Linked DNA regions of Homo sapiens: region 2 is linked to region 1. A link is a contact called in ENCODE Hi-C or POLR2A ChIA-PET data. All regions are on one chromosome and are shown on one strand. The core of a region is the stretch at or near the end of the contact, and the rest is flanking DNA. Distances in the headings are between cores, read along the strand shown. Region 1 holds the start of KDELR1 (KDEL endoplasmic reticulum protein retention receptor 1). Region 2 overlaps ZSWIM9 (zinc finger SWIM-type containing 9).

The links. Hi-C counts contacts between places; a loop is a spot of excess contacts on that map. ChIA-PET counts read pairs that join two places held with the same protein, here RNA polymerase II (POLR2A). Pooled maps may share reads with other maps.
Region 2: a pooled map shows a loop between it and region 1 (2.3-fold over the local background). The contact joins the enhancer-like site here to the promoter of KDELR1 in region 1. A Hi-C loop is called at or near these places in 1 of 37 single-sample maps with no recorded cell type and 9 of 50 pooled maps. POLR2A ChIA-PET finds 5 or more read pairs at or near these places in 1 of 52 experiments (activated B cell).

What each region holds. Positions count from the first base shown.
Region 1 is chr19:48,389,405-48,393,633 of GRCh38, forward strand. KDELR1 (KDEL endoplasmic reticulum protein retention receptor 1) reads right to left here and starts at 2,147. Exons shown (of 5, transcript NM_006801.3): 1 at 1,864-2,147; 2 at 1,020-1,120; 3 at 149-307. The coding sequence starts at 1,954. RefSeq lists an enhancer at 974-1,113 and a silencer at 1,984-2,303.
Region 2 is chr19:48,183,539-48,188,256 of GRCh38, forward strand. All of the region lies in intron 3 of ZSWIM9 (zinc finger SWIM-type containing 9), which reads left to right. Among named protein-coding and RNA genes, the nearest start is that of ZSWIM9, 15 kb to the left of the region's middle. RefSeq lists an enhancer at 3,205-3,264. Within about 2 kb of position 2,658, at least 2 of the 41 ENCODE cell types and tissues checked have a DNase peak (open chromatin) inside an H3K27ac peak, as active enhancers do.

The DNA of each region.
Region 1 (4,229 bases), core at 897-3,396:
ACCCCAGAGCCCATGCACTGAACTTATGCATCCTAAAATAAGGCAGTTTGGGCACACCCTGCAGAAGGAAGCCTGTGAGAGGGTCTCCTGTCATAGCTACTCTGCCACAACCATCCCCCCAAATAAGGAGTCACAGCAAGGCGCCTACCTCCAGAGGGGTGAAGTCATGATTGACCAGGAACGCCAGAATGGCTGTGGGAACGACCAGGAACTCCACTCTGAACGTGTCATGGTTCCCATCGTAAGTAGCTTTGAACTTGCTATAAATCAACCAGACCGTGGTGAAGGAGCAGGCTATGTAGACCACCTGAGGAGGGGGATGATGAGAAGGGGCCTCAACTCACAGGCCTGTGCCCCAGTAGGCTCAGAGCCCGGAGTCCAGGCCCCTCCCTCAGACGCAGGAGTCCAGACCCCCAACCCCTCCTCCCTCAGACCCAGGAGTCCAAGCCCCCAGCCCCTCCTCCCTCAGACCCAGGAGTCCAGGCCCCCAACCCCTCCTCCCTCAGATCCAGGAGTCCAAGCCCCCAGCCCCTCCTCCCTCAGACCCAGGAGTCCAGGCCCCCAACCCCTCCTCCCTCAGACCCTGGAGTCCAGGCCCCCAGCCCCTCCTCCCTCAGACCCAGGAGTCCAGGGCCCCATTCCCTCCTCCCTCAGATCCAGGAGTCCAGGCCCAGCCCCTCCTCCCTCAGACCCAAGAGTCCAGGCCCAGCCCCTCCTCCCTCAGACCCAGGAGTCCAGGCCCCAGTCCCTTCCTCCCTCAGACCCAAAAGTCCAGGCCCCCGGCCCCTCCTCCCTCAGACCCAGGAGTCCAGACCCCCAACCCCTCCTCCCTCAGACCCAGGAGTCCAGGCCTCAGTCCCTTCTTCCCTCAGACCCAAGAGTCCAGGCCCCCGGCCCCTCCTCCCTCAGACCCAGGAGTCCAGGCCCCCAGCCCCTCCTCCCTCAGACCTAGGAGTCTGGGACCCACACCCGGCTCCTCTGCCTCAGTGGGGGCCAGAGAGGTGGGGTGGAGCCTCTACCTTCATACACGTGTTGTAGAGTGAGATGTAGTTGGTGAAGAGGTCCAGATATCGGGCAGTGAACACCACAGCAAACAGGACCTGGCTCTTCCCTGAAATTCCTGTGGTCCAGAGACAGAGAAAGAGAGAGAGAGAGAGACAGAGAGAGAGAGAGAGACAGACAGACAGACAGACAGACAGAAGGAGAGAGGAAGCTGGGGGTGGGCTGCATGGGCAATAAACTAAGGCAGGGCGCCCGGGACCAGCCTGGAGGCAGCTCTGGAGTGCAGCTGTCCCCGGAGGCCTCCCCAGCCCGCCCCGCCTGAGCAGGGCCCTTTCCCACGGACCACAGCCAGGGGGCAGCCCAGGCCCCCGAAGCTACTCCAGCCCGAGGCTCCGTCCCAGACTAGGCCTCATGGCTACCCCTGGCCCCTCAGGGTCCTCCCGCAGTCTGGACCTGAGGTGAGGCCTAGGGAGGACCTTCCCTGACCTCAGGCCCCGGATCCGGTCACCTCCCTCCCGTTCCCTTCCTGGCCGCCACGGTCCACGTCACCAACTCACAGCCACCTCCCCGCCTGCCATGGTTCCCTGTTCCCGGTCCATGAACCCTCGGGCTGCCCAGATTGGGGCTGGGGGTGGCTGAATTGGGGGCCTAAAGCCATTCACATGAAACTGTATGCACCCCCGCCAGTCTGGGGAAGGGAGCTGATCCCCTGGAGACCCAGAACCTAGAAGAGAGATCCCCAGCAAGCAGTGGGGGTGGAACCTGTGCCCCTAGTGCCCCCAAACCCTTCCTGAGTCCTGCGACGTCCCCCAACCCCCGCCCGCAATCTCTCTCCTTCGCCAGCCCTGGTGGGCCTCTCACCGGCGCACGAGCGGGACTTCCAGATTTTGAGCAGTAGCAAGATGATGGCGAGGAGGTGGGAGAGGTCTCCCAGGAATCGGAAGAGATTCATGGCTGGGGAACCCTGGCAGGGCTGAGCGGGAGGGAGGCAGGCTGGCGGGGGGGTGCCCCCCGAGGCTGCTGGTCTGAACGGGTAGCTGGGCTGGGGGGACGGAAGAGGGACCCTAGGTGCGCTCCGCTCCGGGGAGGGGACTTTGGGAGGGGGAGCAAAGGCTGGAGCTGGCGGCGGAGCTGGAGCCGGGAAGAGGGAGGAGAGCGAGAGGGGGAGGAGTCCGGGAGGAGAGGCTCCGCCCCCGAGGGCGGGGCCTGGATCCCCGGCGCCCCCTATCGCCCACCTCCTGCTTTGCCGTGGCGGCGCTAAACGCACCCCCAAAGCTGCCCCATAGGAACTTGGGAGGGTCGCAGGGTTCGGAAAGTGCCAAATCCAGCACCGGTTCGCCCAGGCAGTCTGTGTCTCTGGAAGAGACGCAGTCCAGTACACCAGCCTCAGCCCTTGCAGGGATGTAGAGACTGCCCTCTGAGCTTGAAAAATCCTGCAGGGACCCGGAGGCTCAGCTGCTAGCTTTTGCAGCTTTCAGGCACTCTAACTCCAATCCCCCAGAAGACAAGAAAGATACCCCACCTACTTCCTCCCCTAGACCCAGGACTCAAGGCCCCAGCCCGTTCGTCAAACCCAGAAGTCTGGGTCCCCAGCCCCTCCTCCCTCAGACCCAGGAGTCCAGACCCCCAGCCTCTCCTCCCTCAGACCCAGAAGTCCAGACCCCCAGCCCCTCCTCCCTCAGATCCAGGAGTCCAGGCCCAGCTCCTCCTCGCTCAGACCCAGGAGTCCAGGCCCCCAGCCTCCTCCCTCAGACCCAGGAGTCCAGGCCCCCAGCCTCCTCCCTCAGACCCAGGACTCCAGGCCCCCAGACCCTCCTCCCCCAGATCCAGGAGTCCAGGCCCCCAGCCCTTCCTCCCTCAGACCCAGGAGTCCAGACCCCCAGCACCTCCTCCCTCAGACCCAGGAGTCCAGATCCCCAGCCCCTCCTCCCTCAGACCCAGGGGTCCAGGGCCCCAGCCCCTCCTCCCTCAGACCCAGGGGTCCAGGGCCCCAGCCCCTCCTCCCTCAGACCCAGGGGTCCAGGGCCCCAGCCCCTCCTCCCTCAGACCCAGGAGTTCAGGGCCCCAGCCCTTTTCCCTCCTAGGACGCTGTTCCTTGGAACTTAGGGTCCCACCCCCACCATCTTATGGATCAAACATCCTAACCTTAAGAATCTAGATCTACAGTTTCTCCCTTTACGACCCACAGATTTAGGCCCTGATTCTCTTCTTTTTCAGGAATGTGCACCTCACCCTGTTCTCCCAGACCTTGAGGATGAAGGAAACAGGAGCCTCACCCAGGAGGCTCAAGGCCAAAACTCTGACCCAAACTACCTCAGGAGCCCCTGGCCCTGGCTTCCCCCCTGCTCCAGAGTTTCTGCCCTGCCCACACACACACACCCTCTTCCACCCTCAGAGGCCCCGGTGTCCTGCCCCACGCTCTACCCCAGAGCCCCACGGGTGGCTTTATAAAAGTGCCGGGCCCAGCCCTCTAGCAGGAGGGGAATGCTGGGCATCTGGGTGTGGGACCCCCGGGGAACAGCCTGTGGTCTGGACTCCTGCATCTATGAGGGGACAGACGTGGCTTCCCTTCCGGATGATGGGGTACCCACAGATGATGGAGGCCAGGGTCCCTCAATAAAAGAAGGGGTGCAGGCGTGTTGATTTCTTCAGAGGGCTGGAAGGACGGGGTGCCCAAGGGTGACATCCACGAGTCTTGGGTCCCTGAGGGTGGCTTGTACGGGGGAGAGTCGGGATGACTGAGTCCTTAAAAGAGACTCCGACTTGGAGGCGGTCCCCAAATTCCTGGGTCCCAGTAGAGAAGGGGACTCCTGGGTCTGAGGGAGGAGGGGCTGGGGGGTGGGACTCCTGGGACCAGGGTCGAGACCTGGTTTTCAGGCCTGGCCTTCTGGGGCAATAAAAGCCACAGCTTGGGTCTTAGTGTGGCGAACACTGAAGTCAGGGAAAGGCCTCCTGTTTCCAGAGCCTCAAGGCAGGGCGGGGGCAGAGGGCAGCAACCCCCAGCCCTGGAGTCTAGCTCTGAAGCTGGTGTCTCCATACCGGGTTCTGAGTCCCTGCCTGCCTGTCCCCAGCCTGACTTCTTCCTCCCTTTTTATTTTCAGCCCCTCACTCCCTTGTCCCAGGAGGAAGGCAGAGGCTGGTAGCTAGGGGTGGGGGGCGGCCCCCTCCCCAAGCCTGGCAGGAGAAGGGGTCCCCAGGGAGGCCAGGAGGGGGGGCTGTGGGTCTCC
Region 2 (4,718 bases), core at 1,408-3,907, 210 kb before region 1:
ACAAACATGTCCAAATATGATGTAACATCACTAGGGGCTGGCTGGGTGCTAGCAAGAAGGGGAGCCACAGTGATGACAAATGCTATGTAAGTTTTTTTTTTTTAATCTTTTTTTTTTTTGAGACAGGATCTCACTGTCACCCAGGCTGAGTGCAGTGGTGCAGTCATGGCTCACTGCACCCTCGATGTCCCAGGCTCAAGCAATCCTCCCACCTCATTCTCCCGAGCAGCTGGGACAACAGGCGTGCACCACCACACCCAGCTAATTTTTTAGTTTTTGTAGAGATGTTTGGCGGGGGGGGGTCTCCCTATGTTGCCCAGGCTAGTCTTGAACTCCCAGACTGAAGCAGTCCTGCTTCGGCCTCCCAAAGTGCTGGGATTACAGGCATGAGCCACCACGCCAGGCCTACTTAAATTTTTTTTTTTTTAATTGAACTGCACAAACAGAAAATGCACAAATGATAAATACTTAGTTTGATGAATGTTCTCAAGGGGAGAACACACCTGAACCCACCATGCAGATGGAGAATTAGGAGAAGGAAGAGTGCTATGTCCTGTAATGTGATGGAGCGATAAGTTATCATCAAGGAGAAAAAGGCCGGGGCCTGGAGCGGGACAGTTCTAAGGGTGCTGTTTGAATTGGTCAGGGAAGGTCTCTTTAGCAAATGATGGTGAAGCAGAGGAGATGGAACAGAGGCAAGGGACCCTCATTCTGTCATCAGAGGGAAGAGAATTCTAGGCAGAAGGAACAGCCAGTGCAAAGGCCCAGAGGCACGAGCAAGCTTGTGTTGGAGGAACAGTGAGGATGGCTGCTGCTCCATAAGGAATCTCTGCGGCTTTAATCCAACTTCAAGTTTGGGGTGAACTTGAAGTTTAAAGAGGAAAGAAAGATGAGAAAGTAGGGGAAGAACTGGTTTCTCCTCCTGGCTGTGCCTTTGTCTCCCTTGTGTGTGGAAGAGGTCCCAAGGCAGGGTAAAGTCGAGATTCAGCTCTGGCACACTCTTCCTGTCTTCATCTCATGCCCAGTAAGAAGCCCTGATTCAAGCCACCAGCCCAAGCCCAGGCCTCTGTCCCGACATAATAATAATTTTAGCTAATGTTTATCAAGCACTTACTATATGCCAGGCACTACCCTAAGTGCTTTACATACTATAACTCATTTTCATCTCACCTGAGCCCTATGAGGAAATAGTCCACCATTCTCATCCCCATTTTACAGACAAGGAAACTGAAGCACAGAGAAGTCAAGTAACTGGCTCAAAGTCACACAGCTATTTAGTGACAGAGCTGGGCTTCGGACCCACACAGCCTGGATCCAGACCCATGACCTTCACCATGGGGACAAACACACATGCACTTCCTACTCCACTGGTCTTTGCTGATCTAGTAACTCTCCTCCACTACCCACCATGACATAAATAAGCCTCAGCTGTTCTTCCCTGAACCCACCCTCTGCAGGATTGTCCCTGTGCAGAACAGCTCATTCATAGATCAGAGCCTTCCCTGGAAGGGGAGTTGTCTTTTCATTTTGAAGGCTGTCTTGGAATCTCGGCTAAACCACGGTTGGCTCCTGCGTCTGTGTTTTGACCTGCTTTCATACTTTTTTTTTTTTTTTTTTTGAGACGGAGTTTCGCTCTTGTCACCCAGGCTGGAGTGCAATGGCGGAATCTTGGCTCACCGCAACCTCCGCCTCCCGGGTTCAAACGATTCTCCTGCCTCAGCCTCCTGAGTAGCTGGGATTACAGGCATGCGCCACCATGCTAATTTTTGTGTTTTTAGAAGAGACGGGGTTTCTCCATGTTGGTCAGGCTGGTCTTGAACTCCTGACCTCAGGTGATCCCCCCGCCTTGGCCTCCCAAAGTGCTGGGATTACAGGCATGAGCCACCGTGCCCAGCCCCTTAATGCTCTTGAAAGAAAGGAGGAAGAAGTTCTAGGACAGGAGAGACAGATTAGTGAAGCAACATTTAAATATTTACTTTTTGAATATGTCATACATTCACATGGTTCTAAAAAAGGTATGTGGTGAAAAGTCTTATCACATCCTGTCCCCCAGGTCCCCTCCCCTGCAGAGTTATTAGCAGCTTATAAATCATATCTCGCTTTCTATCCTATGGACCAGCACTGCCCGGTGGAACTTTCTACAATGATAGAAATGTTCCTTATCCAGGCTAGGCATGGTTACTCACACCTGTAATCCCAGCACTTTGGGACTCTGAGGCAGATGGATCACCTGATGGCAGGAGTTCGAGACCAGCATGGCCAACATGGCAAAACCTGATCTCTACTAAAAATTCAAAATTAGCCAGGCATGGTGGCAGGTGCCTGTAATCTCAGCTACTCGGGAGGCTGAGGCACAAGAATCGCTTGAACCCAGGAGGCAGAGGTTGCAGTGAGCTGAGATTATGCCACTGTACTCTGGCCTAGGTAACAGAGTGACACTCTTGTCTAAAAAAATAAAAAGAAAGAAAATGGTTCTTATCTGTACTGTCCAATCCAGAGGCCACTGGCCACACATGGCTACAGAATGCTTAATGAGGCCAGTATGACTGAGGAACTGAATTTGTCATTTAATTTATCGAAATGTAAACAACCTAATGTAGCTAGTGGCTTCTGGATTGGACAGCGCAGCTCTGCACATATACAGGTCAATTTGCATGTCTGTATGTTTAACTTTAATTTTTAACTTTATTTCCTCTTTCTGCCCCGCCACCCCCCACCCCCAGCAAGCAGGGCAGCCTAGTGTACACGCTGTTTTTGTTTGTTTGTTTGTTTGTTCTTTGAGACAGGGTTTCACTCCTGTCACCCAGGCTGGAGTGCAGTGGCACGCTGTTGGCTCACTATAACCTCCACCTCCTGGGCTCAAGTGATTCTCCTGCCTCAGCCTCCTGAGTAACTGGGACTATAGGCATGCACCACCATGCCTGGCTAATTTTTGTATTTTTAGTAGAGACGAGGTTTCACCATGTTGGCCAAGCTGGTCTCAAACTCCTGACCTCAAGTGATCCACTCACCTTGGCCTCCTGAAGTGCTGGGATTACAGGTCGGGGCCACCACACCCGGCCTGTACATGCTGTTTTGCATCTTGCTTTATACGTTGGGGAGTGCCAGATGTCACCATCTTTCGTTCTTCCTCTGGGGCTGGTCAAATCCCCCTGAGAAAACTCCTCTGGCCTCCTGGCGGGGGGTGAAGGCCAGGCTGCCAGGGCCAGGCTGCCAGCTTCTGGGAGCTGCAGGGGCAGAGGCAGGGAGCTGTCAGGCATTCAGCCAGCAAGACGCACTCAGTACCCACTTGGGGTTCAGAATCCCCCTCCCTCATCTTCAGATGGGCCAGATGTCCCCAAAGCCAGCGGCCCCTTTCTGTTTCACCCTGTCTACAGAATAAACCCCCAGTCACTGGGGGTGGGGGAAGAGTAAGGGGAGAGGGGAAACGAGATTTGGAGGTCTAGCTGCTGCTGAAACAGCCCTCAGTTCGTCTTTATTTTGCCTTCTGCAAAACTGGCCTGGTGTTGCCAGCTCCTTTTGAGGACTTTGCTACCGGTTCTCAGCATCCCTCAATTGCTGGCTTAGGATTCATGGGTTTTTAGGGGTGGGGTGGGATTAGCATGTCCAGCTGCTTTCCAGTTTCCAAAGTTCTGTCCCTATCATATTGCCTCTGATTTAAAAAAAAAAAAAAGCCATTTTAAAAAAAAGATGTAATTGAGGTTCAAGAGAGAGTGAAACTAGAGAGGTGTTCAATCCATCACTTTTACACAGAAATTTCACCTTTTTTTCACTTATAAAATCTAATGAAAGAGTTCTATATTATTATGTTAATAATACAGTAGTAATATAACAGTATAATGTAATAATTAATATATTATATTAATTATATATTATAATTATATATTATATTATATTATATATATTATATATTATATATTAATTATATATATTATATATATTATATATTATATTATAATATATTATATTATATTATATATATTATATATTATATTATTATTATATTATATTATATATATTATATATAATATTATATATATTATATATTATATAATATAATATTATATATTATATTAATATTATAATATGTAACGCATAACATGTAATATTGATAATATAATAGGTGCGATGGCTCACACCTGTAATCTCAGCACTTTGGGAGGCCGAAGCGAGAGGATCACTTGAGCCCAGGAGTTCAAGACCAGCCTGGCCAACATAACGAGCACCTGTCTCTACAAAAAATTAAAAAAAAAAAAATTAGGCATGGTGGCATGCATCTGTAGTCCCAGCTACTCAAGAGGCTGAGGCACGAGGGTTGCTTGAGCCCAGGAGCTTCAGGCTGCAGTAAGCTATGATCACACCACTGTACTCCAGCCTTGACAACAGAGTGAGACCCTTTAAATAGATAGATAGATAGATAGATAGATAGATAGATAGATAGATAGATAGACAGACAGACAGCAAGCTTTAAATTTTCATCCCAAGCCTAGGTCAAGCAACAATCAGTCTTTCCACTTCCCAGCAGTCTTCCAAAGGAAGGATTATTTGTAAAAAGTGCCTGCACTTCCTGAGTTGGGTTGCTCTCTTGATCTTTGGAGGGGATCAGACAAGAAGGATGCGCCCAAAGCCACAAGGCATGATTTAAGGGCAAGACTGGGGGGCGACTTCACCCAGGGAGGTGTTAATACCTTTTTTTTTTTTTGAGATGGAGTCTCGCT